2 separate regions of the Mus musculus genome follow, and region 2 is linked to region 1. A link is a loop called in an ENCODE intact Hi-C map of the cell type or tissue named here. Cell type or tissue: heart. All regions are shown on one strand. Each heading gives the region's core, and the rest is flanking DNA. Links, peaks and the distances in the headings are about the cores only.

Evidence for each region. Peaks named below come from ENCODE experiments on the same cell type or tissue, not always from the same donor. Only the 100,000 strongest peaks of a DNase experiment are listed, where the experiment ranks them.
Region 2: it touches region 1 in a loop (6-fold over the local background); 4 of 42 quality-filtered maps call a loop at or near these places.

Annotation. Positions count from the first base shown.
Region 1 is chr13:60,651,158-60,666,854 of GRCm38, forward strand. All of the region lies in intron 2 of Dapk1 (death associated protein kinase 1), which reads left to right. Among named protein-coding and RNA genes, the nearest start is that of Gm35540, 27 kb to the right of the region's middle. In heart, for the core only: no CTCF peak of the experiment used is centred there; DNase peaks (open chromatin) are centred at 8,624, 9,164 and 9,914; H3K27ac peaks cover 305 bases.
Region 2 is chr13:60,478,918-60,494,614 of GRCm38, forward strand. It overlaps A530001N23Rik (a long non-coding RNA gene), which reads right to left. Exons shown (of 6, transcript XR_873556.3): 2 at 9,573-9,650; 3 at 8,283-9,188; 4 at 7,666-7,805; 5 at 6,450-6,622; 6 at 5,004-6,091. Among named protein-coding and RNA genes, the nearest start is that of A530001N23Rik, 22 kb to the right of the region's middle. In heart, for the core only: a CTCF peak has its summit at 8,111 (motif pointing right); DNase peaks (open chromatin) are centred at 7,284 and 9,874.

The DNA.
Region 1 (15,697 bases), core at 4,459-12,458:
TCAAGCCTCTGGTCTTGGAGGTGTTGCTCAGAGTGAAAGATTCTGGTAGTCTCACATCTGCCCAAGGACAGGCAAGAGTCATTTGAGAAGTCTGGGAGCTCAGAGTGTGGTTGAGCCTGAGGAGAACCTGCGTTTCTGGCTTCTCTACCTTGTTCTGGGTTCCTATATGCTCTGTCTTCCTTGCTCTTCCAAATAAGGTTGTACCATCTTCTTGGAAGTCATACAGATTAAGAAGTTGGAGCTTCAAGTTGATACTGAATCTCGGAAGCTTTTTTCTCTCCAGAAAGTCTTGGAGATTGTTTTATAACACTCACAGGCCATCTTTCTGAAAGGAGCCTCTACTGGGTCCCCAATTGGACCAGGCTGAAAACAAAAATGTAGTCATTTGCACCAGTGTTCATCAACTAAATTCTAAACGGAGGCTGTTTGTCTGACCTTTGGGCAAATCAGGATCAGAGAGAGGGAAGACAAGCAAATGTTGCAAACACATTAGTGTCTGTCATCTTTACAGTGATGCTTTTGCTTTTTAAACACATGAAGGAGGTAGCCAGGGGCCAGGGATGCATTCAATGGGCTAAGTGATTGCTTTGTAAACACCCAATGAGGACCTGACATGGGTTTCCCAGGAACCCATGTCAAAGAGCCATGGTAGCCACCCTTGTAATACAGTCCCAGGGTGCCAGAGACAGGGGGATCCCTAGGGATCACTGGCAAGCCTCCCTGTGGAACTCCAGGCCATCCAGAGACACCGCTTTAAAGAAAAGGGCTGACTGTGAATGTTGCCAGAGTAGCGGGGTTCTCTCTGGCCTCCACATCTCCATCTATATGTACAGCTCCCAAGATGCTTGCCCAGAAAAGCTATCTGCAAAACTCAATCCTGACTGATCACTTATTCTCTGTTCCCTTTGGAATGATCTTTCTGCTTTCGCACTGCTGATCCTACTTTCCTGAACCTCGCTCTTCTGCCGGCTCCTCAGAACGTTTTACGCTGCTTGATTGCAATCTGAAAGGAAGCCTATTGAGACCATTAAACTAAACTGATGTAATTTTGCCCTTTGTTAGGACAGTCTTTGGGTGGTTTCTCTCTCTCTGCAGCAGAGTCCCCATCCCCTCATTGGAAGCATTACTCATTGAGAAGGCTTTTGACAGAAGACAAGTGTCTTGGATGTTGACAGTTCTCGTTTGGTAGCCAGGCGTGTCTTTTCTTGGGTAAGTAGCTAGTGATGCTTCAAGTCTTTCCCTTGTTGACTCAACCACAGTGGATCTTACATTTTATTTTCAATTGTCAAAACCGTGAGGAAGAGCCCAGAGCTCTGACGGTCACTGCTGGCAGTTCTTTCACCTCTCCCCAGCCTTTGAGAGCTTATTCAAGATGGCAGATGGCTTCCCTTGAAGCTTGCAGAACCTCAAAGTGACTGCTGTCTTTTCTACACAATGTCCACCTATCTCGGCCTGTCAGTTGCTTTCCCTGAGGCATCACGGGAAGATGCTAGACACAGCAGATTAAATTCTTTTGGCATGAGCAGGGCGGCATTGCAAAAGTCAAGGGGGGGGGGAATCTACAAACCAATGGGTGGACCTAGAAGAGAGTGGATAATTGATAATGTGCTTCCCACGAATATGTATGTACACACAGAGAGACACATACATGTGTACAGAAAGATACCTGAGCCGTGAGAAGACCTCCCATGCAAACATTCATGTGGAAATGGATGATCCCTAGATATTAGCTGGTCCCTGGTTTTCTCCTGTGTAAATACCTCAAGGTAATTGCAGAGAAGGGTCTGTAATTGAAAGGATTTCTTTTGACAGGGCGGTGGGTTCCTTCATGAACCCCTTCATGCCTCATGGAGGGGCCTGTGAGAGCCATGTGGTGGGAGGGTCAGTTGGGGCCTTCTCTGTGTGGTGCCTTGCTGCCTGTGAATGGACTCCTGATTGGCAGGAGGAGAGGCTAAACCAGACTGTACAGACCCTGGCCGCAGCACCTCTGCCTAGTGGGGGACTCATGGATTCACACTCATTTTAGCTGTTCATTGAAAATTTTTCATACTTGGGGAACTGAAGGTGGTACAGGGTCCCCTCTTCAAGAAGGCCTGGGTTAATTACGATTTTCTGCATATAGCAATGAACAGACCCTCTTCCCTTCTCTCTACTAAATAATAGCCAGCTCTGAGAACCAGGCTGCCAGCCTGAAGTTGGTGCTGTCCAGTCTGATTCACTTGCTCTCTGAACAAGGTGGTGATTTGATGCCGTTCCCCTTATGAGGTTACAACCCAGTTAGCTGAGGTCTCAAGTGAAAAATGTACCGATTTCATCGAAGCTAGTAGATGTCTGGTCTAGCTCAGCCACATAGCACACTGGTCACGTAGGCTTTCTGCTGCCATGCGGTGTGGAGAGAGGGCTTCAAATGGCACACTGATCGTTCAGGAAGAGACAAAAATTAAATATTTGGAATTTGAAGGAAGGTCTGGTCTGGTCCTCCACTCCCACCAAGTTCTTGCCGTTTACACGAACTGGCCTTGAGCTCAGAACAAGCCTTAGCCTCGCGAGTGCTAAGATTATAGGCATGTGTTACCACATGCAGCTGAGGTAAGGATTCTTTTGAATGTAGGTCACTTTTGCACCAGCGTCGAGTTGAAAAGTCCCCAAGTTGGACCCTGGTGAGTGGAGTGTTCATCTTACCTCCTTTGTTTTTCCAGAGAAGAGAGCAAGGCACAGGGAGTCTGTCTGGTACCCAGTCGGGCCTTTTTCTATCAAGAGGCAGGATGGAGCAGTGGGAAGGAAGTGAATATACCAGATAGGATGGCTGTGATAGCATGACTGTATGCAGAGTGTTCTGAAGTTAGAGACTTAGTTCCTTGTGCCTGCTAATCCAGGTGGCTGTGCCAAATATGAAATGTGGCCAGAGCCCCTGAGAAAATGAGTTTCATTTTTATTTTTTAAGGTTCAATCCAGGAGCCCTGCTATGGCGGGTGACTCCCATAGTCTCTGACAGGTCTACACTGTGGGCTGTCTCAGTACTCTCTAGCACCCCACAGAGGTGACCTCAGTGCCTGAAGCCTTGCACTTGGTCAGAGTGACTGAAAAGGTTGAGGATTGCCGAGCCCTGTGGGACACCTGGCTGCTCTGGTGGTGTGAACATCATGGCAATCTCCACAGAAGGAGTGCCACTCCAGGGCTGCTTTGAATCTAGACCAGTAGGCAGTCAGATGTCTGCTGTTCTGGGGTTTGAGAGGCCCTGGCTTGAGGCCTGAAGTCCCATGAAGAGACTCTGTGTGACTTGGCTCAAATGCCTGCCTCAGAGTGAGGCCTGTTTTTCCTGCCTCTGAGCTTTGCTGTTTCTCTGCCCTGCTCAACTGGAGGTCTCAACTCTTCCCTTCTTTCCCCTCATATCTTCTAAAATACATGTGTGTGTGCATGAGCGTGTGTGCATGTGTGTGTATGTATGTGTGTGAGCGTGCATGTGTGTGCATCTGTGTGAGTGTGCATGTGTGTGAGCATGTGTGTGGATGTATGTGTGCATGTGTATGTGTGTATGTGTGTATGTATATACATGAGCATGTGTGTGCATGTTTGTGTGTGAGCATGTGCACATGTGTGAGTGTACGTGTGTGTGCATATGCATGTGTGTGAGCATGTGTGTGTATATGTATGTGTGAGTGTGCATGTGTGGATGTGTGTGCATGTATACATGAGCATATGTGTATGTGTGTGTGCATGTTTGTGGGTGTGTGTGCATATGCATGTGTGTGAGCATGTGTGTGTATATGTATGCATGAGTGTGCATGTGTGGATGTGTGTGTGTATACATGAGCATGTGTATATGTTTTGTGTGTGGGCGTGTGTGCATGTGTGTGTATGTGTGTGTGCATGTGGATGTGTGTGTGTGTATACATGAGCGTGTGTGTGTGTGAGTGTGTGTGCACCTGTGTGCTCATGGTAAGTAGGTATTCTTCCATTCAACATGCCCAGCTCTATTTTTGTGTTTAATTGTGGTGCCATATCACCTAGCTTTAAAGTTCACCACCTTAAACATTCTGAGTATGCATTTCAGTGGTGTGGAATATGTTCACATACGTACAACTCACGTACATACAACTTTGTCTTGGAGAAACTATTAAAGGCTAACTAATTTGGAAACTCCATCGAACAGATTTCCCTCCAACCTGTGATGGCTGCTGTTCTCCTTTGTGCTTCCTCATCTGAAATCGTAAGGTGCCTGTTTCTGTGGCCTATTTGTTTCAATAGGGTGACATTATCAGGCTCAGCCATGGGGTGAACTCCTGCCAGCAGTTTCCCGCCTCTGCTGCTCTAATCTAGTCCACCCATGGATAGCTATCTGGGTGCCCTTCCAGCTTCCTCAATTTATTAATTTCATCTCTGTCTGTCTGTCTATCTGTCTCATCTATCTGTCTATCTCCCTCCTTCCCTCCCCTTCCTCCTTCCCTCCTCCCCCTCTTTCTTTTCCTTCCTCCCTCTCTCCCTCCTTCCTCTCCCTTCCCCCCCCTCCTTCCCTCCCTCCCTCCCTCGTTGGCATTGTGGCTCTTAACCCTGGAAGCCCAGGCTCCTCTGGGTTTCAGCCGAGCCTTAGGATGTCACTAAGAATCCCAGCACCTCACCATGCCTCAGCATGAGCCAGGAAAGAGACGTGGACACACATTGGGCAAAAGGCACATTCCTGTCCCTTTGGCCACCTCAGGTCACCAGCGGGTCTGTCAGGCAGGGTTGCAGGGCACCCTCAGGGCTACCCAGAGAGTGAATTTGGTCTCATTGGTAACAACTTACAAGAACTAACTCAAGGTCCTACAAGACTTATTTTATCATCTGTCCCTCTCAGGACACTTGCCACGGAACCTCCCAGCCCCCATCTAGCCCCATCCCTTTGTGGTCTTAGCCTATCAGCAAGCCTGTAACATATAAATTCTTCCCAGACAAAATCTCATCTATGCACACTGTCACAGATGGCTCTGATAGTCCCCAAGGCCATATCCTTCTCTTTTCCCACTGTTGTGAGGGGAAGGGGCTCAGGGGATGTGGGGGCTGATGTCCACCTGGCTCCTCAGAAACTGGAGGAGCGGCAGGAGGATCCTGCTGGGATGGCACAGTGAGGTCAGAGGGGCCAGTGTAGGTTTCTGAGCCCCTCTCAGATGAGGTCATGGACTCTGGAGGCTTTTGGGGACATGCTCCTAGCTGTAGGGCCAGAGAGAATAAAGCTCACAGTGCCGTGGAGATCGGGCCCTGGAGACCTCAGATGGAAGGCAAAGAGTCAGAGGTTTCGTTCCGGGGGGAGAGTAGGTGTCTTGACACCGAGTGCCATGGGACTTGGGCCAGGCATGAGCCTGGGGTAGGAGTCCAGGGTTTCTAGAGTCCCTAGGAAGTTCCTCCTGTGGAACAGGACTGTAATAACTTGTTAACATGGATAGCCGAGGAATGACCCCAACTGAGGACTAGACCTGGCAGTGCTGTTTAACTGAGTCAGTTGGAAGGCTCATGGAAGGTGAAGAACTTGGTGTGTCATGGTGGTCTGCCTTACATACTCCAGGACCTTCTGACAGCTTGCTGTGACAAAAGGATTTTATGTGACTTCTCGCACCTAAGGCAAGCAAGGAAATAGAAGGAAAAGTGATTATGGAAGCATGGAGTGTGTATTTACTACCATTTAAAAAGACATAAAACCGGGCGCCATCTTGTTAAAAGATGCTCTCCTGCCTGCTAGCGTAGAAGCTGAAGATTAGGTGTCCGTTCACTTTAGTTACATTTTTATATAACTATATCAGTGGCAGAATCATGCCACTGGTACAAACAGCCCTTATGTCTAAAGTCCCAAGTCTAGGATTAAAGCCATTGGAAGTCCCACTGGAAATCCTATTAGTGAGCCAGGAAGACTAAGTGAAGAAAGAACTGGCTTTTGAAGTTTTTGTATGGAACCATCACCAACCTTAACACACACACACACACACACACACACACACACATGGGGGAATATGAATATACATGTATACAAAAAAGTCACATGACTACACCCAACCCTGGAGGGGCTAAATTTGCCATCTATAGAGATTTGCCTTGGAGAATTTGAGCTTGTCCCTATAGCCTGGAGGTTGGTGAGTGAGTGGGGGTTTGCCTTGTAACCTGGAGTGATTGATCTTGTCCTGTACCCTGGAGGACGTGATCGTGTCTTACACCTTGCCCTTCTGCTGCATCTCAGGCAGTGTCCAGGGGGGAAATTACAGATCCCGCTAAGCCTAGCTCATGCAGTAATGGCGCGTCAGCCATCCAAATTTGGAAGCCAGTTAGCTGCTGTTGCAAAGTAAAAGCCGTTTGCTGCCTCTTAAGAATGAAGAATGACTTAAAGAGGGTTCTTCTCAGACATGCTGACCGTCTTTGCTTTCTGATGGAACGTAAGCTGAGTGCTGACCTCCATAAACTCCTCTGCTTCCCACCTGACCAATGATGTGATCCAGAGTGAAGGTTCGAGAATGGAAGGTGAGCTGCGGCGGGCCGGAACCTCAGAGCAGAAGCTCTTCTCTATGAGTCATTAGCTTTCTATTCTCTCCTCTTAAATCATTTTAATTTTTGAGACAATGTCCCATTCTGTAGCCCAGGCTAGGCTGGAACTACTTATATAGCCCAGGTTGGCCTGGAACTACTTATGTAGGCCAAACTGGCCTGGAACTCACACATCTGCCTCTCTGCCTCCTGAGTGCTGGGATTTGAAGTGTGTACCACTCTGGTTTTTAAAAAAGATATTTATTTATTTATTTATTTATTTATTTATATTAGATATTTTCTTTATATACATTTCAAATGCTATCCTGAAAGTTCCCTATACCCTCCCTCGCCCTGATCCCCTCCCTACCCACCCACTCCTGCTTCTTGGCCCTGGCATTCCCCTGTACTGGGGCATTTAAAGTTTGTAATACCAAGGGGCCTCTCTTCCCAATGGTGGCTGACTAGGCCATCTTCTGCTACATATGAGCTAGAGATATGAGCTCTGGGGATACTAGTTAGTTCATATTGTTGTTCCACCTATAGGGTTGCAGACCACTTCAGCTCCTTGGGTGTTTTCTCTAGCTTCTCCATTGGGAACCCTGTGTTCCATCTTATAGATGACTGTGAGCATCCACTTCCTTATTTGCCAGGCACTGGCATAGCCTCATATGAGACAGCTATAACAGGGTCCTTTCAGCAAAATCTTTCTGGCATATGCAATAGTGTCTGGGTTTGGTGGCTGATTATGGGATGGATCCCCGGGTGGGGTAGTCTCTGGATAGTCCATCCTTTCGTCTTAGCTCCAAACTTTGTAACTCCTTTCACGGGTACTTTGTTCCCTATTCTAAGGAGGAATGAAGTATCCACCCATTGGTCTTCCCTCTTCTTGATTTTCTTGTGCTTTGCAAATTGTATCTTGGGTGTTCTATGTTTCTGAACTAATAGCCACTTCTCAGTGAGTGCATATCTAATGACTTCTTTTGTGATTGGGTTACCTCCGTCAGGATGATATCCTCCAGATACATCCATTTGTCCAAGAATTTTTTGTTTTGTTTTTAAATGACACAAGGCATTTTAAAATGATGACAGCAGTATCCGCAGTCTTGAGAAGGCACATCATCCCAGAAGTGAGCAGTCCTGGGGCATGTACCGACGAGTGACTTGTGGATGAGTCTAATCAACACATTCTTTGCTGGGGCATCTCATTGTGTGTAAATGTATGAATGTGTGTCCCTTAGCTCCTAGTTGCATGCAAATACTGATTATTTATTTATTTATTTATTTATTTTTTATTTATTTTTTATTTATTTATTTAGTGTATATGAGTACACTGTCACTGTCTTCAGACACACCAGAAGAGGGCATCAGATCCCATTACAGATGGTTGTGAGCCACCATGTGGGTGCTGGGGATTGAAATGAGGTCCTCTGGGAGAACAGTCAGTGCTCTTAAGCACTGAGCCATCTCCCCAGCCCCACAAATACTGATTTTTTATCACCTGCCAGGCATCTTGCTGAGCCCTGTCTATGTCTCTATGTCTGAGTGGCTTTCATTGTTGGTTCCAATGAAAGAGGAGCAACCAGCATATCTGCATATCCCAGAGCTGCGCTGAACTCTCTGGATTCCTCCATGTGAACTCGGGGCAGCTTGTGAAAACCGAAGATGGAATTTGTTAGCGCTGGAGAAGTCCCTGGAGTTTTGGTCCTCTGAAGTGCTCTCCTGAGGTACACACTTACAGCAGCATCTCCACGAAGGATGAGCAGTGTGATCAGTATCAGTATCCTAGGTCTTTTGTGGCTCTCAAAAAAAAATTACAGAAACAAACCTTGACTTCAGTGTCACAGAATACAGGACAAGGTCCCGACGTAAGTGCAACTATATAAGGTCAGGACATTGGCGACAGTAGATGTCTCTTATTTCAAAGGAAACAGACTAGGTGGATATGCACAGTGAGATATTTCAAGAATGAAATGGGGCAGTGATTGAATACTCTATCTGAATCCAGGGAGCTCAACCCAGGGCTTTGATAGAAGCTTGGCCTGCATCTCAGCTGAAGTAAGGACTTGGCTTCATTTTGTCACCACACAGAACCAAAGAGTCACAAGGCAGATACTTTGCTATTATAGATGTCAAGAGTCATGGAAAGCTGCCACTAGCCAAAGGCAGAAGGGATAATGCTTTGCCCTTTGTGTTCATAATGGTTTGCTGTCTCCTAGGCAGTGACCCCAAGGGCTCAGTCATTGTCGGAGACCACCACTGACTGGTGGCTTGCATTGTGTCATACAGGGGACTTCCATGGGTGTTGGCATGTCCTTTTAGGGGTCAGTGTGGAAAGATTATGAGTGGATTCCTGTACATTTAACTCCCTGAGTGGATGGGAAAATATCAAGCAAGCCAAGTAATGATAGTTTACAACCCACTGAGGAACGTTCCAGAGTTCATGTGGGTAGTTTACTGAAGATGGAGATGGACTGCTTATGAAATAGAGAGTTTCTTTCAAAACAAGCTATTATGACACTAGAACTGTGTATCTTGGTGAAGCAATTGTGGACAAAGTCATGAGGACAGCATGGGCTTAAGTAGTGCTTGTTGGTCTCTCTTCTCCCATGGGGTGGGTGCCAAGTCAATCTGTAGCTGATTATTGTCTTGAATATGTACTCAAATTAGCTGTGAGCAAGCCATCTGCTGGCTCCCCTAGCCTCTAATGACTGCTGCCGGGCAAGGGAAAGTCCTGCCAGAATGCAAACCATCCACCAAGCTGATAACAGAGAAGAGGGGATGGAGGAGGGGCAAGAAAGAGAGGGTGGTGGGCCTCTGTCTGTCTCCTCTCCTCTAGGTCTTTCCTACTTATTCTTGCAGCTGGAGAAAGACCAGCTGTGCATCAGGAGAACCTGTGTTCAATTGGAGATGCTGGAAGTAACGAAGGGATCTGCCTCAGTTGGAGTGCATTTTGTAGTCCCTTTAGAATCCAATCTCTCTGTCTTCACTGGCGTGCTTGATTTGAGCCCCCAGGGTCTCTATGGATAAGGTTACATCTCGGTTTCTCTGATGGACTTTGGGTGTCTGTGTTATCCCGCCTGGGCGCGCCTCAAGAGTTTGGAGCTGTGCTCTGGAATCTCGTGGGCTAGCAGTTGTTTCCCAAATGCTGCTTCGTCATGCTTAGGGTGCTTGTTCACATTCAGTTCCTGTTAGTACCCATGAATGCCCCAAGAAGTTGACACAGTTCACTGCAAACCAGCACTTTAAAAAAAAACACACAAAGCCTCTAAGGAGGGGGCAGTGTCTGTCTATCCGAGGTCTTAGGGTCAATGAGTAAGCAGATCAGAAAGTGGTGGTTACATATTCAGCTCCTTGGCCTGGGATGGATGGACTCTGCTAAGAATAGTGCTGGTTGAAGCTGAGCAGGAACGAGGCATCCTGTGCCCAGCTACAGAGTACAAAACCACCCACAGAGACAACCATGTCTCCCTTGGCCCTCTTTGCCCATGGTAACAGGGGACAGTATTGCCAGATGCCTGAGTCTTTTGGCAACGCTAGAGTTCTGAGCTTTAAAATACCGAGATTGGACTCAGTTCTCCAAAAACACAGTGGTTCAAGGCTGTGGCTCAAACAAATAGCCCTTCAAGTCTCAAGTTGTAACCAGTGGATGAAAGTGACATGTCCTGATCACTGGGGCCTAATTTCCTTTGAGGCACTTGCGTTTCGAAGATTGCTGAAGTGATTCCGTTCTGAGTTAATGCAGACCCCGGGGAGGTGGGTTATTATGTAAGGTGCCTTCTTAGGTCCACCTTGCTCCCTGCTTTAAGGCATGATGGCTCAAGACACTGGGAAGCTGGGCTGCAGTGTGAGCGCTGAATTACTTTTCCAGGTTAACAGTATTCTTCCCTCTCTATGAAGGGGTCTGAGCACCTCAGGCTGGACGCTATCCCGAAGGGGAAGGCTCCAGACACATATTGTGTCATGTAAGTCATTTTCTGAAAATCTTTCAAAGGTCATTGAGGGCCGTGTGAGCTTTCTACTTTTGTTTTATTAGTGTATCTGCGTGCATGCACATATGTGGGAGTGAGAGGACAGGGAATCCTTGGATTAAACTCATTTCATCAGACTTTTGAGGCAAGCCCTTTGACCCACCGAGCCATCTTGCTCACACACTGTTTAGTAATTCTCAAAAACCGGGCCCTGTTTTAGATTGTAGTTGTAAATCACTTTCTCCCAGGGTGTGAGGGGACTCTCCACAGCGGTGATCTTACTCCAGCCTGGCGTGCACATGGTACTGTCAAAACAAGTAGACTATGAGAGGGGCCTTTTAAGGACCGGAGAACTGGCGATAGAAGAGGGGAGGGGGACAGTCAACTTGCCTCATCTTCAGGATAGGAAACATGTTACTGGGTTTAATAAGGAGCATGGCTCTGATTAGCCACACTGTCTCAGCCAGGCTGCTTGTGGAGCTTTCTGTGAACGTTGTAAGTCACTGCTAGTGGGTCTGGCCTCAGATTTAGATAGACTGGATGAAGTCTGACTTTAAGTTTAATGGTTTCTGTGTATTCGTGTGTCGCATACGCATGTGTACATGATTTTCGGTGAACTTACTTTAAGCCATTTCTAGGGCTAGGGATTGCCAGGCTCAGCGTTTATATGGGTGCTGAGATTATGAGCTCAAGTTCTCACATCTGCGTAGCAAGCACTTTACCCACAAAGCCATCTCCTCAGCTGCTGGGTCATATACATATAACTTCATGCTCATGTGTGATTTTCCCATATGCGTGTCTGTGTACCTTGTGCATGCCTGCTTTCTGTGGAACCAGAGGGGGGTGTTGGATGCTTTTGAACTGAATCCACATGTGGGTGGGTACTCAGAACCAAACACAGGCCCTCTGGAAGAACAGCAGTACTCTAACCACTGAGCCACCTCTCCAGCCTCTTCACTTTCTTTTCAACTTTTACTTTTGAGACAGAGTCTCACGTAACCCAGACTTGCCTTGAACTCTTGATCCTTCTGCCTCTGCTGCCAAGTGCTGGGAATCACAGGAGTGAGCCACCACACCCAGCTCAGGTGCCTGATTTACGCTTCACCGTGAGTCAGACATACCTAGGCAGCTTATTAACCTGAAGATTACTGGCCCTGGGAGCTGAGTCAGAACCTACGGCCCTGGAAACAGTATTCTTAAAAGTCCCTCCTCCAGCCTGATCCAGCTGCTGATTGACTTATCTGCAGCAGCTCGGGTACCTAAATCTACCCGTACAGGTGTGTTATTCACACTTAATAAATAGAAACACTTGGGCTGGGGAGATAGCTCCCTGAATAAAGTGCTTGCAGGGCAGGTTTTCCAACCCACTCATGTAAGTGAACACAGGTATGATGGCAGGCACTTGTGAGCAGCGCTGGGGTGTGGTGACAGGCAGAGCTCTGGAGGTCTCTCTAGCCAAGCAGCCCAGCCAAATTGGCTAGCTTTAGACCAGTGAGAGATTGTTTCAAAGGAAAAGGTGGACGGAGTCTGAAGAATGACACTCCAGGTTGTCTCAGGCTGTCATACACATGTACACATGTGTGTTTGAACCCCACATTTGGGCAGGCACATACAAACATAACCAACACATGTGTGCACACATGCACATTAGCGCCCCCCCTCCCCGCTCTTATGTGTTTGTGATGTTATGTAACTGGGGTTGGTGGGTGGCTATGTAAACCATGCGAGCTTGGAGCTTTCTACAGTACTGCTTCTGTCTACTGAGTGTGGCAGTTCAGCCTTAGAAACGCATGTCTGATAAATGCTTGAGGAGGAAGAGGATTTGGAAACCACTGGTTGTCGGGCTCAAAGCCTGCCATAGCCTGTGTCAGCTGGGGCTCTGGTCTCAGGCTGTGATTTGTGGGAAGGGCTGAGAGAATTACTGTTGGGTCCTGTGTCATTCTAGACACCTCTTCAGCTTTCTCTCTAAGCCAGAAGCCCCCTCTTCCAGGCCATGGGTCTATTTCCTCGCTTCCTGCCTGGAACAAATTATGGAAATGACTCTGCACCTGAGAACTACTTTTCCCCACTGCTTGGTGCATGCATGCATATGTGTGTGTGTGTGTGTGTGTGTGCGCGCGTGCATGCGCTCTTTCTCTCTCTCTCACACACACACACACACACACACACACACACACACACATACACACACACACACCTTGCAAAAACAAATTTCAAGAATACAGTGAGTGCATTCAAAATGCAGGCGTTTCTTCTCTTTAGAGGAATCACTCTAGGTTTTACTTCCAGACTTCTGATGCACATTTTATTTCTGGTAGTGTTAATGTGTGCATTTCTGGATCTTCCTTAGCTAGGACAGCTTAGAGACCTCCCTTGGGCTTGCTTTCCTCACAGCTGTTTACCTCTTATCTCAGGCTCCATGCTGCTGCTGCTGCTGTTCTTTGCATACCTGAGTCACCTGTTAATATTTTCTTTGTTGATAAGGGAAGAGTCCTTGTCTGTTTCAGGAGAGAAGGCCCAAACACGGATGATCAAATGGCACCGGGTCTTAAGGACTTGACCTCATTTTCCCTCTGGTCCCAGTGTGAAGCACACTCCATTCTTGTTTTATTCTTTTCTGCTTGGTTCAGACTCTGTGTGTGATCCTAGCCTGTCTAATTATTAACACAGAGAGAGAGACAGCACAAATTGTTGGGTAGCCAGGGGGTAGAGAAGTCTTGTCTAGGAAACCAAGTTTATCACATCTCTAGTGGCTTTGGTGTTAGGTGGCAGTGTGTGTCATGGCTTACCTCTGGGAATGCCACCTTCCCATTGGGCCGTTGCTCTTTTTAGTTCATCTCATTTACTATGCAAATAAAGAGCTCATCACACGTGGTGTACGTATGACACATGAGCAGACCACTTTTGCTTCCCACAGACATCAGCCTCTGCGCACTTCCCAACGAGAGGAGTTAGCAATGTCAGGGCTGAGATTTAGGCTGCTGACTTCAAATGTTGACTTGCCTGTGCACATGTACGGGTCCTGAGTCCCAGAGTCAGAGGCTGGGAGAGAGCAAGGATACATACAACACTGAGCAAGGGTCTCTGAGGTTTTATTTTCCTCATCTAAAGTGTCATGTTCTCGGTTTGCTTTTGTTGCTTACATGGCGCACTGACCCCTAAACATGCTGATAAGGGAAGAATAGGTAAGAGAACACTCCCAGGGTTCCTCTTAGTTTCAGTGAAGCACACTGGAACACGAGCCTTCTGTTTGCCGTTGAAAGTTTAGCACTTGAATTTCAGGTTGGACTGTCCGGCACATGAAGGAAGACGCAACACCTCATGCCAATGCCTGTTTTCTGTAGGCCCCAGAATAGAAGGCATTGTGCCTTCGGTACACACGCATCCAAAGCCAACAGTGACTTAATTGTACCCTGAGAACAAAAGCCGCTACTTGGGTCAAGATGGGGCAACTTAAGACTTTTCTTTCTGCAAAATCAGTGGCTGGGAACACCAGCGCAAACATCTCAACTGTTGCTGGTATTTGCTTGTGAAATTCTGATCCATGGCATGGTGTATTCTAGAACTTAAAGTGTTGCGTGCGTGTGTGCATGTGGGCGTGTGTGCTGGTGTGAGAGCATTTGTCTAGCATGTGGGGAGTCTGGTCCTGAGTTCAATCCCAGTATTGCAAAAAGAAGCACAAATAAATAATTTAGATCTGGGCTGGCAAAATGGCTAAGAGCACTGGCTGCATTTCCAGAGGTCCTGAGTTCAATTCCTAGCAACCACATGGTGGCTCACAACCATCTGTAATGGGATCCAATGCCCTCTTCTGGTGTGTCTGAGAGCTACAGTGTACTCATAAATAAGATAAATAAATAAATCTTTAAAAAAATAATTTAGATCTGGTGTTGTGAGGACCAACTCTGAAGATACACAGAATCTAGTCCTTAAACTTGTCTCCACCCCACCCCCACCACACATGCAGTCAGACATTAGACAGAAGGAGGTTCAAAGTGCAATTGGGCTTTTTCCTGTTGTCCAATCTGCCTCTTTGTGGAAGCTCCGGAGACACAAATTGAGGGTTGTGTGGTGAGGCTGCTCATCTGCCCGCCAGCGCTTCAGTTTGGGTGAAGTCAATTTGAAAGCCTCACACTGTTCGCAAGTATAGCCATCAGCAGGGAGTGTGTGGTCACTCAGGCCAGAACATGGAGCCCCCCAGTGTTTCATCGGACATCTACCACCTTTATCTTTTGTCTCTCCGAGGTTGCCAGATGCCACTGCTGGACCTGGAGGTATAGATGAGATGTTTCTTCTCTGAGAGCTACCCAGCTATTTGTGAACTCCTTCAAAGAGGACCCCAATTCTCATCATTTTCATTTGGGAATTCCCATTTTTCTTGTGCCTTTCAGGATGTCAATCGTGACCAAGAAGATTTCCAGGGTTCTCATTCGTCAGGGGGAGTGGGGCAGAGTTTAGCTTCTCTCTTCCCCATTGGCTCTCCTGCCCCAGTGAATGTAGCAACTAATGATATTCGTATTATGTAAACACAACTGTCATTCATTGACCTTACACATGAGTGTGTACACATGCTGACTGTCACTTTAAGATTCACAATGTGTAGTTTTTGTTTTTAGGGTTTTTTTTTTTTTTTTTTTTTTTGGCTGTTGTGTTTTGTTGTTTGTTTGGTTTGGTTTTGGTTTATTGAGACAGGGTTTCTCTGTGGAGCTCTGGTTGTCCTGGAACTTACTTTGTAAACCAGGTTGCAAAGATCTGCCTGCCTGTGCTGGGATTAAAGGCACGTGCTACCATGGCCTGCAAAAGTTTACTCATTTATGTATATGGGTGCTATGTCTGCAGGTATCCTGCATGCCAGAAGAGGCACCAGATCCCATTATAGGTGGCTGTAAGCTAGCATGTGTTTTCTGGGAATTGAACTCAGAACCTCTGGAAGAGCAGAGCAGCTAGCGCTCTTAACTACCTCTCCAGCTCATAATAAATGGTTTTATTTTAAAGGAAGCTGCTAAGCATGCAGAGAGATAGGCTTCCCGGCAGTGGCAGAGTGGGACTCTGCATTTCTAGGATGTTAGTGTGCCTGTGAGTGAGTCTGTGAGGTTCCAGGCAATGCAGAATCCAGTTCTTCAGGTCTGGCTTAGACTGAGGTCTTGCATTTCTGGTGCTGGTGCTGCTGTCTCTAGAATGCACTGGGTAGCAGCAGGCTTCTGTGTTGGAGATAGCTAGGCCTGGTAGAAACTCTA
Region 2 (15,697 bases), core at 2,695-10,694, 170 kb before region 1:
ACCACAGTCTTCGAGTTACCATGCGCAACGGTTCTGTTCACATGTTCACATGTAAGATTTCCATACTCGCCACTGATTTTCTGAACATCGGTGAACTCTAAGGGTATTCCTGAATGTAGTCTGGGAGAAACCGAGTCATCATTACACTTTGACTTTATAATAAGAAATCAAACTTCTGGGGCACCTGCTCTGCAGGACCATCGTCCATCTCCGATTTATAATACTGTTGTCCATAAGATGGGGCCAAAGAGCCACAAAGCGTAACACCCCTCTGGAAGAACCAGGCTGCTTCAAGGGCTAAATCCCTCCATTTTCTGGAAAAAAAAAAATGTGACAGAGATGGGGTGGGGCGGGGTGGGGGACCCCTGAACTTGGCTCCCGTGGGTCTGTCTGTCTTTCCTGTTTCTACCACCCAACTGACAGTCCACAAGGGTGAAAATGGATACGGAAACTGTTTCACCTGGAAGGATTTCTGCCAATTTTTTAAACACAGAGAACCACAGAGAAAGTAAACGAAGAGGCTCCAATGCGCGAACAACTGTCAGTGGTATTTACGAGGGAATAAAGCTCCGGCCATCACAAAAACCCAGATTGCCAGAGCTCTTGATCGCCGGTTTTAATCAAAATGCAGCCAGCTGCCTGTGTTTAATGTTAATTGTGGAGTTCTGTATCTCAGCCAATCACTGCACTTCTGAGCTGGCACCGTGACAAAAACAAGCCAGACACCAAATTCTTATCCTGACTCATTTGGCTGAGGTGGGGTAGGGTGGGGTGGGGAGGGGTGGGGTGTAAATCACTTACAGGTCTGGTCAGTGTTGGTATGAAGGACTTAGCTGGTTTTGTAATGCTAAACAACCTCTATGCCTGACATTTTCTTTCCGTCTTCAAGATGCACCTGCAGTGCAGTTAGAAACCTACAGAACCCGCAGTTCGCACTTCCTGCTACCAAAAGGCCATGTAGCATCTTCGTGAGATAATGTTTTTATGTTGGGGTCCACTATTGCCCAGAGAAGCTGCTTTGCTTTGTAGCTTCCTCTACTCCCTGACCAGTGCCCTGGGTTGTAATTTAGAGAAGTTTCCCTTTTCTCTCAGATTGCTTAACACTCCAAGCACCCAGCCAATCCCCACCCCCACCCCCACCCCCACCCAGCGGGAGGGGTACCTCTGGTCTGGAAGGTAAGCAATGCAGATGAGCTGGAGTGAATGGAAATGTCCAGCAAGAAAAATAGAACCCCTTTCCAACTTCCCACAGTCCTGTCCTCTCTCCTCATCTCCATAAATGGTTGGTGAAATAGATGTCTTCCTGACAGTCTCTAAAGGAGCTGCGGGTTTCTAGAGTTACCTCAGGCACGTGGTGAGTGCACAACGAAACCTTCTACAGCCTTGAGCCGGACTCAAAGAGATCTGACAATGCAAAGACAGTGTCAGTGATTGGCCGCGATGCTTAGCAACTAGTTTGTCCCTCTCTGGTCTTTTACATATAGACTGTAGTTAATATTTAAACAAATGTAAGCAGACCCACGGGTTGATTAAATTAAGTCTTCTCCAGCTCGATTTACATAACTTGCAGTAATCAGAACGGGGAGAGAGAGAAAGTGGAACTGGGCAGAGAGGTACACTTTGCAGTCGTTTGGAATCAGGAGTAATTGCAGCGAGCTTCTAAGTTCTGCTGTTATTGAAGGAAGGCCCAATTGGCTGAGGCTAACTGTAATCTCAAAATATTAACAGATGTGAGTTGCTGAGCTGGCAAGTTAAAGTCTTAGATAAACAAGCAGGAAAATTATAAACAAGAAGAAAGAAAAGCTGGGTTAAAGACCTGAAAACCTCATGGAGATTCACCGTGCCACTGGGTTCTAGCCTAGCCCCCGGAAGTACATTCATTTAGCCAGTGCTAACTTTGTTTTACCGCAGAAGCCGACTCTCTTTAAGACAACCCCCATCACTCCAACCCTGCCTGCATGCCTTTATACAGGACTAATCCACCATACAGGGCAACATCAGACGCCCTGCTGTCTCTTTGCAAATTGGACAGCAGCACACACCTCAGTTGTCTTAAATTGTACCTTTCCAAGCTGTTCCCTGATCACCTGCGGTCTCAGGGACAAGAAAGAAAAGAAGCCACGTGGCGGGCACAGTGCCACTGCCGGCTACTTCATCCCCCCACCCCCAGCTCACAGCGCCCGCGCGCCTCCACTACTTCCCAGGAGTTTCTCAGAAACGGAAACAAAATTAGCCCTAAATGAAGCACCTTGACTGGAGCAAAGAAACAAAGGCCAAAGGTGGAAAGCAGGAAGGATGAAAGCAGCGACTTCACCGGCCTTGGACGGGTTCAGTAGGAGTTTGAGGTTAAGTAGACGTGGATAGTTGATGCAAAAGCTGCTGCACAGTCTTCTCGGTCCTGCAACATTCCGGTCTCCCAGCAACCCCCAGGGGGGCAGCCTTCTCCTCTACAGCTCCTTTACCGCAGGAAAGGGAAGTCTTTCTTAAGGCAGTGGCCAAGAGTTGTGCAAATTGATTTTATAGGTTACCTATCAAAAACTAAAGTTAAGATATTCGACTTTAAGCCAAGCCTAGCTACACAGATCTTTTTCCCCCTCTTTGAATTTTCGAGACAGGGTTTCTCTGTATAGCCCTGGCTGTCCTGGAGCTCACTTTGTAGACCAGGCTGGCCTCGAACTCAGAAATCCGCCTCCCTCTGCCTCCCGAATGCTGGGATTAACACAGATCTTTAATCCCAGCATTTAAGAGAGGAAAGCCGGAGAACCAAGAGCAAGCTGTCAGGGACCTGCGCCCACGTGGGTGCCTCATAATCATTTGTAACTTCGGGGATCCACTGCCTCAGGCTTCGGAAGGCGCCTGCTCTCCTCTCTCTCTCTCTCTCTCTCTCTCTCTCTCTCTCTCTCTCCCTCAGCTCACTGTCCAGGAGGTAAAAAATGATTTGTCAAAATTAGAGCAAAGAAAGAGCTGAAGGGTACTGTAGATCATTAGGTTGAAAACAGGCACACACACACACACACACACACACTGAATTAAAAGTAAAAGGAGTCTTTTCTAAAAGAAAAAACAAGTTCAAGGTCAATTTTATATTTAAAAATTAAAACTTAAAATAATAAGCAACAGGCCTGGAGAAAGGTTGAGCCCTTATTCTTGCAGAGGGCCCAGGTCCAATTCCAATCACCCACGTGATAGCTCCCAACCATAACCATCCATAGCTCTGGTCTCACCCTCTTCTGGCCTCCTCGGGTACTGTATGCACGTGGTGCGCAGGCATATGTGAATGCAAACACTCATACCCATAAAAATAAAATAATCTAAGCAGAAAAACATTTGAGTAAGAAGCAGTAAGTTGGTCCTAGTTTGCATCTCTGTTGCTGTCATAAAACATTGACCAGGAGCATTGTGAGGGGTGCGGAGGACCGGGATATATTTCATTTGCAGCTCACAGTTTATCACCCACCAGGCCGTTTCTGCATCTCCCTGTATTCTCTTTATGCAACTTCTATCTCTCTGTTTATCAATGGAACTTGCCCATGTGGCAGCAACAGAATTTGCATCTGTCATTAGTTCTAACAATAAGCTATTAATGCAAAATTAATTCTATAGTTTGGTCTTCAGGAATGCCTGTGAGTGAGGGGGTTGGGGGCATGGCCGTCGGGGTTACTGTGCTATCAACACTTGGTCCACATTCCTTAAGCCTTCTTTGTTCTGTTTTGGTATGTCTTCCAAAGCAGAAGCCCACCTTCCATCTCCCTTCAGGAAACTCTTAAAAATGTTTCTCTTCTCAAATTTGTCCCCTGCAGCTGCTGGAGAAGAACCAGTGTCCAGCCCTCTTCTCTAGAAAACACATTTCAGCCTTAAAGTTTATGCTAGGCATGAAGGCCTGTGTGGCAGGGCCCTTGGGACAGCCATGCTCATGGGAGCTCTCAGAGGGTCCTCTTTATGCGCTTATACAAAGCTTCTGTCTCCTGGGAACTTCCAAGCACTCTCATCCACCCTCCTTGGAAGTTCAGCTTAGGATCTTGTCCCTGAGAAATCCCTTCAGCGTTCTTCTCGGCTCTTGACACACCAAAGACTACATGGTGTAGCCACAAGAGGCTGCCCCACCTTGGTACCAGTCTGCATGAGCATCAATAGATGCTGTGGTAACCCTCTGCTTTGAGGGTGGGTTGTTATGGGGCCTCAGCCTTTACTATTAACTATACACTAGTGTTTGCATACCTAGTAGGGAGTTCCAGTTCTCACTCCTCTGCCACACAAACTAATTTTGTACATGGATAAAGGGAACACAGACCCCTGCATAGATTTCATGAGGCTCCGGGATAAGGGGATAGAGAAAGAAGAACTATGTTTGAGACCCAGCTTGGGGGTTGCTGACAGGCTGGTTCTATGTATGTCTGGAGAAAAAAACATAAAAAGGAATGAAAATTAGTTAAAGGAGCTGGGAATGGCTAGCTGTGAAGAGTGCTCGCTGTTCTTCAGAAGAGCTGACTCCCCAGCACCCATATCTGAAGGCACACACATCTGTAACTCCAGCTTCGAAGGAGCTGCACACACACACACATAAATAAATAAATACATACATAAATGGTTATTAAATTAATAAAATTTATTTTAAAATATACAACTCAGTATTAACATTCTCTAAGTCATCAAAATAATTTATAATAGTTAAATGCCTCTTAAATATACATGATATCATCTGAAGCTAAAAGTAATATGCACTCTACCAGTTTTTTAAGTCTATTTGGAATATTAAACATGATAGAAGTAGAAAAAAAAATCTCTTATGAAGTCCTTTATGAAAGGAAATTGTGACAGGTTCCTGATTGGACAGAATCCATTCCATCTCTAAGGGGGAATACGCAGTGTAACTGTGGCTTCATAGAATGACCTGGGTAGTGTTCTTTCTGTTTCTATTTTGTGGAATAGTATGAAGAGTATTGGTATTAGGTCTTCTTTGAAGATCAGATAGAACTCTGCACTAAACCCATCTGGTCCTGGGCTTTTTTTTTTTTGGTTGGAAGACTTAATGACTGTTTCTATTATGAAATAATTTTAAAAGACTAAAGGAGATGTAAAATTTTTGTAGCATTATAACAGTCCTGTGGCATTCTTAACACCAGAGAAAAAGAAAAACCTCAAAAATGACCCAAGACTTCCAGTCTAAGAGCTGGCAGTGGTCAGAGCTAATTGGGTGGAGAGGTGAGTTTGTGTAGTGTCAGGGGCCACATGTACTCTCCTGGCAACCAAGGGGCAAATGAAAACAGGGATGCAGATGAAGAGGAATCTAGGACTTGGGTGCTTCTGAACTCCCCAAGTACAGATGCACAGGACCATGGCTACACCAAGCACTCTGAGAAGATCCCAAGCAAGGGACAGATGTGAGAGGACAGTTGTCCCTCTTTTTACAAGGAGTTAGTTGTGAGACCTGGGGGGATAAAACTGGAGGCTGCACCCAAGCTTTTCCTGTCCTGAGCCCTGCAAGCCAGTTCTGGGCAGCTTAGAACACCTCACATGGTGTGAATGTGAATCATGCAGGTGTGAGACACAATGACATGGTTTAGGAAGGCGGTTGGGTTGGTATGGTACCTGACGTGAAAGCATGAGAGTCTGAGTTCAGATTGCGGCACCAATGTCAGGGCCAGGCACAAGTCTGCGGCACAGTGCTGGTGTGGAACCACACGGGTAGGACAGGAAGGGTCCTGAAGCTCAGTGGCCAGCCAAACTTCGCAAACAGACGAGCTCCAGATTCCCTGAGACACCTTGTCTCAGAAAGTAAGGTGGGAATCATGGAGGGAGGCACCTCACATCTACCCCTGGCCTCCACCCTTATGCATCCACACATGTGCACACAAGTATCAAACCACACACACATGACTTCCCAGGGTGGCAAAAACCTGTGTGTTTGCAGCACAGATAGCTATGCCTTTCACACCATGCTTGGCTGAATCTGTGAATGCAGAACTCATGGAGAGGGAGCCAGCTGTCAGAGCAGGTATGATGGCTGCAGCAGGAGCAGCCAAGGCCGTGCAGACTGCCGAGGAGGGCAAGGTCTGCTCAGGGCATGGCTGGTCTGCAGGGCATGTTTGGCCTGTTGAGGGCATGTCTGGTCTGCTCAGGGCATGGCTGACTATTGCCAGCCTTTTAGCTTTAAGCCACTTGTCTTCGCTCAGGTTCTCATCTTTGGGCCGACCTTTTATTCTCTGCTCACTCCATAACCCCTTTTAGATTTCTCACAGCTACCTGTTGTCTGCATCCCACTCAGAATGCCTTCTTCCTTACCCCCTCTGTCCCTGAGCCCAAACTGGAGCAGGCCCTGTCCATTCCTTCTAATCTGGGTAGTCCTAATGGAGTAGCTTGTGAGCAGACACAGGGCTAGTGCTGTTTCTAGTAACAGACACCTACCCTTCCCGGTAGAGGGAAGGGGAAACTTGCACAGATTTACTTACATGCTGCTTCTGGGTGAATGGGGTGCTCAGGAATACTCTTCTGTCCGCTGCATTCAAAGTAGTCATTTGCTCAGAGTGGCTTGTTTTAAGTGGCACGTATTGCTGCTGTGTGGCATCAATGCCGTTTAATTGTGTGCTGCATTGTGACTGAAGAGGTATTGTGCAGGGTGATGCTATGAGGAAATCATGGAAACCCTTAGATGTGTGGGTTAGGGGAGATCCTCCGGCCCCCCAGAGTTATGCTCTCTGGAAGTAGTTCCTGAGTAAAGGACTGTAACTTGAGTTTAGCCCCAGCCCAGCCCTCTCTGCTTCTGGTCTGGTCACTTGATGGTTGTAGCCAGAGTGCCCACCCACCATGAGGTGAATCGGCCCAAGGAAAGTCACAAATCCCTGTCCTCCAAACTACTCGGTAAGTGTACGTTTTCTCCTTCAACCTTAGCAGCCTCATGCGTTCCACGGCAATGACAACACGCTAACTAACACTCTTCTGTGTGCTGTGGAAGGTATCCTGTCTGCAGCCTTGGCCAGCCCAGAGAAAACAGAACTGAGAAGGGTCTGGTGACCTGTTCCCAGCAGCATCAGCAGCCTGTCCTCTCAGAACAGGGGTGTAGTCCTCTCAGAACAGGGGTGTAGGCAGACACTATGCTGCTTCTCTGTGCTTTGGATCCTGGGGGGTGGGTGGAGGGGTCTCAGTTTTGGGTTTTTTGTTTTTTTTTTTTTAACAAGAGAAGCTCTGAGTTCCGTTCTAGAAAGTCACCAGCTTGGCTGTCATTCTTGGGTTGTGTGTTTGGCCAATAACTTAGGCTACACTTGGCCAGCACAGCTCAACCTTTCCTGGAATCTTGTCTTTATCTAGAAGCCAGCAGGACTCCTGGCAGGCATGCAGTATGCATTGGACAAGGCAGATGAAATTGCCTAAGTTTGTCAACAATCCAAGGCTTGCATGGTTGGGGACAGAGGGAGCTGCTGGCTCAGCAGGATGGGTGAACAAGAGTAGGGAAACCTTCCTCACTGCAAGCCTGAGCCCCAGGAGGGCTGAGATGAACTAGACCTGACAAGCACTCAGGTCATGTCTGGACTTGCACAGATGGAATTTTAAGCACATAAAACACTGGAGCGCTGGTGCCAGGAAGCTAGCTTTCATAGCAGAGTTCCATGGGTCCCGCAGCAAAAACAGGAACCCATGAGCCCCGTGCCTCAGCAAAACAATGCCTACCTGTTTCGGCAGCCAGGAAGATGAGGCTCCTTAGAAAACAGCTATGGGGAATGCCAGGGCGGGAGGGCAGGAGTGGGTGGGTGGGGGAGCACCCTAATAGAGGTGGGGAGGGTAGAATAGGGGGTTTCCGAAGGGGAGACCTGGAAAGGGGAAAACATTTGAAATGTAAATAAAGTAAATATCCAATCCACGCCCCCCCCCAAAAAAAAACAGCTATGGAAGCTTTGTGCTGGACAGGAGCATGAAAATAGGAACAGGGACTGACAGGCTGTGTGTGTGTGTGTGTGTGTGTGTGTGTGTGTGTGTGTGTGTGTGTGTACAGGAACCTATACCTATGTGGATACTATAAAGAACACCGGTGTCTTCCTCAGTCATCCTTTCCTATATGCATATAGTATATATTTTTAATTATGTGAAGAAAGGGACAGCCGTATGTGCACACAAGTGCAATGCCTAAAGAGTCCAGAAGAGGACACCAGCGTCCCCTGGAGCTGGAGTTACAGGAGGTTGTGGGCTGACATTTGGTGCTGAGAACTGAAGCAGGATCAACGCTCTTAAATGCTGAGTCCTGGACCTTACTTTCTTAGGCAGAGTTTCTCACTGAACCTGTAACTCACCAGTTTAGCTTTCTGGTTAGCCATTGAGCCCGGGGAAGCCCAGCCTTGCTGGTCCTGCCAGGTCTTGCCAGGTCCTGGTTTGTGCTCTGCCAAATTTTAACTGCGTACAAGAGAGGATTTTTCACTATATTTGTTATACTTGCAAAAACATGAATGCTTTGGGGGATCCCTCTGTCTTCCCTGCTGCTAGCTCTTACCTTCCTGTGGTGGAGACTAGAGATTTCTCTGCGCATTCCTCAGCATTGGCTACAGAAGGGAAGGGAAGAGGCCGAGGGTAACAGGGACCATTGAAGAACCATTTCAGTTAATACTTACGTGATGCTTTGAAAATGTTTCAGAAAGAGTCTAAAAGGCTGCTTGAAGAATCCCAAGTCAATGATCATGCCAGTGTGTGTGATGGTTCATGTTGGTTGTGTCCTGAACAGAATCTACAACCGACAGAGAGCCGGGCCTGTGATCGTGCCTGTCGGGGATAACCTTGACTACATTAACTGAGATAGAAAGACTTGCCCACTGTGGGCAGCGTTATTCCCTGGCTGGGACCCTGGACTGTTCATCCCTCTCTACCTCCTGATTGTAGAGATGATGTTACCGGCTGCTTCAAAATCTGCCTGAGTTTCTCTCGTAATAGACCAGCACAAACCTGTCGGAACTGCTTAACAGGGACAGCAAAGGAAACTGAAACACAGGCCAGTGAGAAGACTCTTCATGTGCTCCGTCTCAGCACAATAGAACCTTCCAGAAGGCCGCTGTGCCAACTGGCTAGCATCCGGAAGGTGCTTCACGTGTAGTCTTCTGTGTCAGGGATGGTTTGACAAGGGAGTACCACTCACCTTGATGTCCTGTCGTGAAGAAGTGGCTCCGTGTGGGGAGGCTGTCAATTGTACCTGGCCTAGGCCACAGACCCTACAATATGACAAAGAGTGAATTACAACTAGTTTATAAAAGAAACCAGACTGGAAAACTCTCCCCACCCAGGCTGCCAGATAGCAGAGCACATGCTAAAACTAGAGTGCACTGTGCTAACGAGCCACAAGCTGGGGATGCTGGGATATAAAAGTCCCAAGCATTTCTATAGTGCTTGTCTTGGAACTGCTGATGTTTCTCCCTGCTTTGGCCCGCTTCCCTCTTTGGACAGAATCTACTAGCAACAGAGAGCTAGGCTCTCTCCTCCCCTTAGTAAGCTTCTGCTTCTACCACTATTCATGTGTTTCTGTCCAGGTCTTTGTCCCTGGGAACACAGGAACCCTGAATCACAGTGAGTTCCCAGGGACTCGGGTTCCCACTCACACAGACAGCGGTGCAGCCAGGCTCCTTCTTCCCTCAGCCAGACGCCACTGACTCTCTTCCTCTTCGCATTAGGAGTTACTATTTTGAAGAAAATCAAACTTATGCTTGTTGGCCAAGTGCCCAGCCTACGCTAACCTTGAATCCATAGGTTGACCCTACTTTAACCCTGGTTAAGTTGCTTCAACTCTGTCTTCCCCTCCAAATATGGTTGCTAAGGTCTGCTCTGTGGACTCAATCCAAGCAGTAAATACAGCGCTGGCTCCTCTCCCCCACGCAGATGGGAGAGGACGCATGGGTTGCTCTGTCAGACCAATGACTCTTAAATTAACCACTCGACAACTGCTGCCCTACTTTAAGTGGAACGCTGCCATCCACCCACACCGTCAACCCTCTGAGGGCAAGCTCAAACCATAGCAAAAGCTCATGAACCAAGAAACGGTGCCTAGTTCCTTTCCCAAAGCTAAGAAAAGGAAAAGAAAAGAAAGAAAGGAAGAAATTACAGGCTTTCTTCCCCCTCCCGCACTTCACAGACTGCACAATGCAGCTCCTCTCCCTCCCTGCTCTTCCAGCTGGGCCCCTGCCTCTGCCCAGGTCTTTGTTTGAGATGTTTCTCATTTTCCCCAAATTGTACCATGTGATACAGTGGGAGAGCAAGAGTGCGGTCCTTTACATCATATTAAATGCCCAGAACAATCTAGAAGACTTAAATTACATGAAAAAGGGATGACCCCAAAAATGCCTAGCCCTGCTTCTACGGAAGGATTTAGGTAGGGACTTCCCTCCAGGGTCTGTCTCATCCTGCAGCACACTGCAGACCAAGGGAGGCTGCGTACAGACTGTGCAGACACCCGGGGGACGGGGGACGGGGCCTCCGGGCACTGGAGGATTTGGTTATACAGAAGCGATTTGTCAGCACCCAAAGCCATCTTTCAGTATCTACCACAAGAGATTCCCCCTAAAGCTATTACACCATTGCCTGGTTATAGATACTAACTTTCTTCCTGGTATTTGGGTAGCCCACATCCCTGAGGGGAGGCGTAGCACCTCACCAACTTCGCATCCTTTATCCCTGCACAGGGCCTGGTGCACTGTGAGCATGCCAACACACTGCACCTTCTCACAATGTTCGCCTGAGGGTGGAGGGGCTGAGCATGGCTGACAGAGAGGATCTCCCACCAGGGAGACTGGGCTTCCTCCTGCCTTAATACTGCATCTTGGTTCTCAACTTCAACTGCTTTGTGTTCCCAAGATGGAATCCTGTTTGAGCACCACCCATCAGTGAGCCCCAGGAACTGCCTGTCCCCATCTTCCAGGCACTCTTTCCACTGCTCCAGATATTTTCAAATGGGTTCTGAGAATTGAACTCAACCTGCTCTCCAAACATTTCCAAATTCCTTCTGTAAACCAGTTTCGAAAGGCTTCTTCATTGTGGCTATCGAAGGCATAAATGTCTCCACACCCGTTTCCTGTGTCAGGTGTGGCTCGTAGCTGGAGCTATAGACATTGTCAGCTACCATATGGGAACTGGTCATGGAAACCCAGGTCCTCCACAAGAACAGTGACTGTTTGTAGTCACTGAACCCTCTCTCCAGTCCTCACATATACAGCATTCTTCAGGGCAAGAGACAATGACCTTGGAGGTAGCTAGAGGTCAGTACACACACTGGGCTTTCTTGGGTTCAACCATCACCCTGGTTTTACCTTCCAAATAGATGACTCCTAGAGACTTCCCGTATCACCACCTGAAGCTTTGCGTAGCCCTCATGGCTGAGATGGGGGCAACACCCCAGTAAGACCAGAAGGTAGAAGCGAACTGCTCATGAGTGTTACGGTCTGATGGGAATGGTGTGGTTTGGACCAGTTAACACCTTCCCTCCTATTTTGTTTCTGCCTTCTAATCAGGAGTTGTCTACGTGAAGCCACGTCTGCCACTATAAGCCAAAAACATGTAACTCATCTTATTTCATGAGTTCGTAACTAGAAAAAAAAATTTTTTTTTTTTTTTTGCCATAGGAATGAATTGTGCCTAGAGTCGCACCCACATCTGATTTAGGTGAAATGCAGAATTTCAAACTTTAAAGTTTCCAAATGGTCAGGCGTTGACACGGGAATTAACTAGGACTTTTGAAAATTGTTGGAATAGATGGAGTGTCTTTGGCTTTCAAGCACATGAATTCGGTGGTGAGGAGGATGGAATATCAGAGACTAAATAAATATCCCCTACTCCTTGTAATTTGTGTGTCAGAGACTCAGCTCCCAATAGGATGGCATAGGAAGGGGTATATTTAAAGGAACCCGAAATCCCCCATTATGGCATATGTGTTTCAATGAAAATTATTCTCATTTGTCTCTGTGACCAGTGCTTAACTGAGCAACTAAATGGGAGAGAGGAATTGGCTCAATGTTTAAAAGACTATCACTCCACTGTGGCAGCAAAGCTCTGGCAGGTAGGCTGTCTCCATCCCTGGCAGCAGGGGCTTGTGCTGCGGCTAATTGCATTCTGGTAGCTCGATCGGGAAGCAGAGAGTGAGAAGGCCGTATCTTTAAGGCCTGACCCCAGTAACCTACTCCTGCCACTGGACCATAATCCCTAAGACTCTACAGCTAAAACCCACCAGCCGGCAATGGAGGGTTCAGACACATGCGCCTGTGGGAGTCTTCATGAGAAGAAGGAATAAGGCAAGGGCACTTCCTTCAGCATGCAAGGACACGATGGAAAGGGGGCCACATGTAAGCAGCATAGAAGCTCCCACTGCCGAGCTAGATCCTTAAGCAGCTTGATTGTGAACGAAGACTAATAAATATCTGTTACTATTCCACTTATTTTATGGTGTTCATTCGTTATGCTCACCTGGGATGAACACAGCTATAGACAGTAACACACAGAAAAATCTCTATCGGAGTGGCTGTAAACCGCCTAAGCAATGTTCTTCCCATTTCAATGGGTTCTACATCTCCCTGAACAGCTTCCTGACTCCTAGCCCAGTGATGTGTGTCTGTGTGCATGCTATAACCCATGCATTGATTGTGAGATTCAAACTAGCAAAACTTCAAGAGGCAACTCTATTTATATTTTCAAAATGGATTTAAAAAAAAATAGGTTAAGGCTTAAGAGCACTTTCTCTTTTGGGGAATTGGAGGGGAAAAAATCTATCTTTACTTTGAAAAGTCCAATACAAAGAAAGTTGCATAGGGGGAGTCAGGGCATCTGCTCCTGTTGAATGACGCATCAGTAAGCTCTCAGTGTCAGTTTGTTTAAATAACTAAGAACTAACTGAAAAGAAAATGAATATTCTGGATTTAGTGGGGTTTGTGAAAAGTTGGGAACAAAGTTGAGTCAGCCCACAGCCACTTCTTGGTCTCCATCGATCTGCTGATCCACAAAGTTGCTGGACAGTCACGTGTGTCTTTCTCATTTCCTCAAGGCAGAAGTCACAGTGTGACAGGTCAAACCACTTTCCCTGTGCACGGCCAGGGAAAGAGACGCATATCCATTTTCTTCAAGAATTTCTAAGAAAGTTCAAAATTGTTGTAGCAAATGCCTGTCCTTCTCCCAGTTTCCACAGGAAAAGTCACCAGCGCTAAATCGACGAGACTTGTGTCACTTCGAGTTTCAAGCTCCAGGACTCTTACCTAACAATGTATGACACCTGTCAGCTCACCAGACAAACAGTCCGAGTGACGGACGGCACAGACGTGGCAGGGGAGAGCCTGTGCAGGAGGGAGGAGGATGTGTGCAGGGAGGAAAGAGAACTCTGTGCTTCGTAAGCAAGCGGGCTATGTGAGAGAGACAACCACAGAAGTATCTAGAACTGTCTCACACCCATTAAATACTCAACTTCCTTTAAAATGCTCAGTGAGGATTGTCGGGATGGCCAAGTCCTGATGCTTTGCAAGAGCAACGAATGCTCTTAACCATCGAGCCATCTCTTCAGCCTCTACGACTGTCATGATCTATTGATGGATTGTTCCTTTTGAAAACATGTATTGGCTTTTCTTATCTCCTCTGACTAATTTTAGCCTAAAGTTTCCGATGTCTGTTCAAGCAGTGCCTTGTTTTTAAGCTTCTGCTTTTTTTGATACATTGACTCTGTCCTTTCTGTCTGTGAATGTCGTTTGACAAAGGTGAGGTGTGCTTCCTGGAGACATCAAATAGATGGATGTGTCTTATAATTCTGTCACTTAGTCTGTGCCTTTAATTCGAGAGTTGGGACAACTTACATCTAGGGTTATTTAGGGAGATTTGTGGATCCCTAAAATGTTGTTGGTAGTTTTTACAGTTGGGAGTTGTTCCTTCCTTCCTTTTGTTCATAATAACGATTTGCTGACGTGCTGTGTGAGACATGGTGGGCTCTTTTCTAATACTGTATTTCTCATCTCTCTCATATGCTTTCTTTTTTAAATGATTTCTTTATTTTTTTGTATTTGAGTATACTAGAGCTGTCTTCAGACACTCCAGAAGAGGGCATTGGATCCCATTACAGAGGGTTGTGAGCCACCATGTGGTTGCTGGGAATTGAACTCAGGACCTCAAGAAGAGCAGTTAGTACTCTTAACCACAGAGCCATCTCTCCAGCCCCTCTGGTACGCTTTCCTGACTGAATTACCATGGCTTCTGGTACCTGCTCCCATTTCTGCACACACTGCCCTTCACTACCTCATCTGCTTCTTACAAGCTCCAGTTTTTAAAATGTTTCGTCCAATTGCCACAATATTTCAATTAGAAAGAAGTACCCATCCTTGTCTCCCACCCCGTCATAGCCTAAACTCGGGCACCTCCATCTCCACTGGGTCTCAGAAGCCTTCTAATCCAAATGTGTTCTTAACTCCTGCAATTCAAATGCAAACAGTGAATAACCAATAAATATCGAGTCCAAGACAAGCTGGCAAAGGCTCTGGAGGTTCCGTTCCCTCTAACTTTATGAAGGAGGTGACTCTAACTCAGGGGCCTTGTTTTCTCCACACGCTCAGCCTATTTTCTTTGTAAAGAAAAAATAAGTAAAATGAATGGAATTAAACAGCAATGATTTTGTCATTGTTCAATTCCCTAATCTTTTTAAATTTTTATTTTAATAACAATAGAAAGGGTTAGAACTTACACTTTACTTGAATTCAAAACACACAAACCAGTACTTCCCAGAGCGAAGAATACCTTCAGTTATCTCTTGTCTTAATGCTTAGAACATTTTGTTAGCAATGCCTCCCATTCTCTCCAGACCAAGTAAGGAGCCAGCCTCCAGGGGGATGGGGGTTTCACTGTTAGCTCCAATGCTTGCCTCTACCCGCTCCATCGCTCTGTCCCCACAGCTATTCCTGCTGCTCAATAAACAGCAGCAGAAAAACAAGCTCCCCTTTTGTCGACTTCTACAAAAATCAATAAGAAAGCAATCTGAACGAGGTATGATTTTAATCAGTCCTGCCTCAGGCATTAGTGTGCTGGTAACACCGGGGTCAGAGAGACAGAATCTGCTCAGGACACACTCGCCTTGAGCTTGTGCTCTTGGGACACACAATTAAACAGCTAGGAGAACCAAAATAAGGTCAAGGGTGTGTCCTCCACAGGGAGGCATGGACCTGTAAACTCAGCAGTGTGTGAGACGGGTTGGGCTCAGAGCTTGCTCAGTCTGGGCAAGAGGTACCCAAAGCATAAGTTAACTCACTGTGTCAAGTGTTTGAAATTTACCCAGATGTGGAAGAGTAGGGAAAGCCAGGCTTGGCCCTGGTGACACAGACAATTGACCTTTGAGTCACTTTGGATAAACCAGGTGCACAAAAGTAGCTTTTTTCTCTCTTTTTTTTTATTACGTATTTTCTTCAATTACATTTCCAATGCTATCCCAAAAGTCCCCCACCCCCCCCCACTCCCCTACCCACCCATTCCCATTTTTTGGCCCTGGCATTCCCCTGTACTGGGGCATATAACGTTTGCCTGACCAATGGGCCTCTCTTTCCAGTGATGGCCGACTAGGTCATCTTTTGATACATATGCAGCTAGAGTCAAGAGCTCTGGGGTACTGGTTAGTTCATAATGTTGTTCCTCCGATAGGGTTGCAGATCTCTTTAGCTCCTTGGATACTTTCTCTAGCTCCTCCATTGGGGGTCCTGTGATCCATCCAATAGTTGAC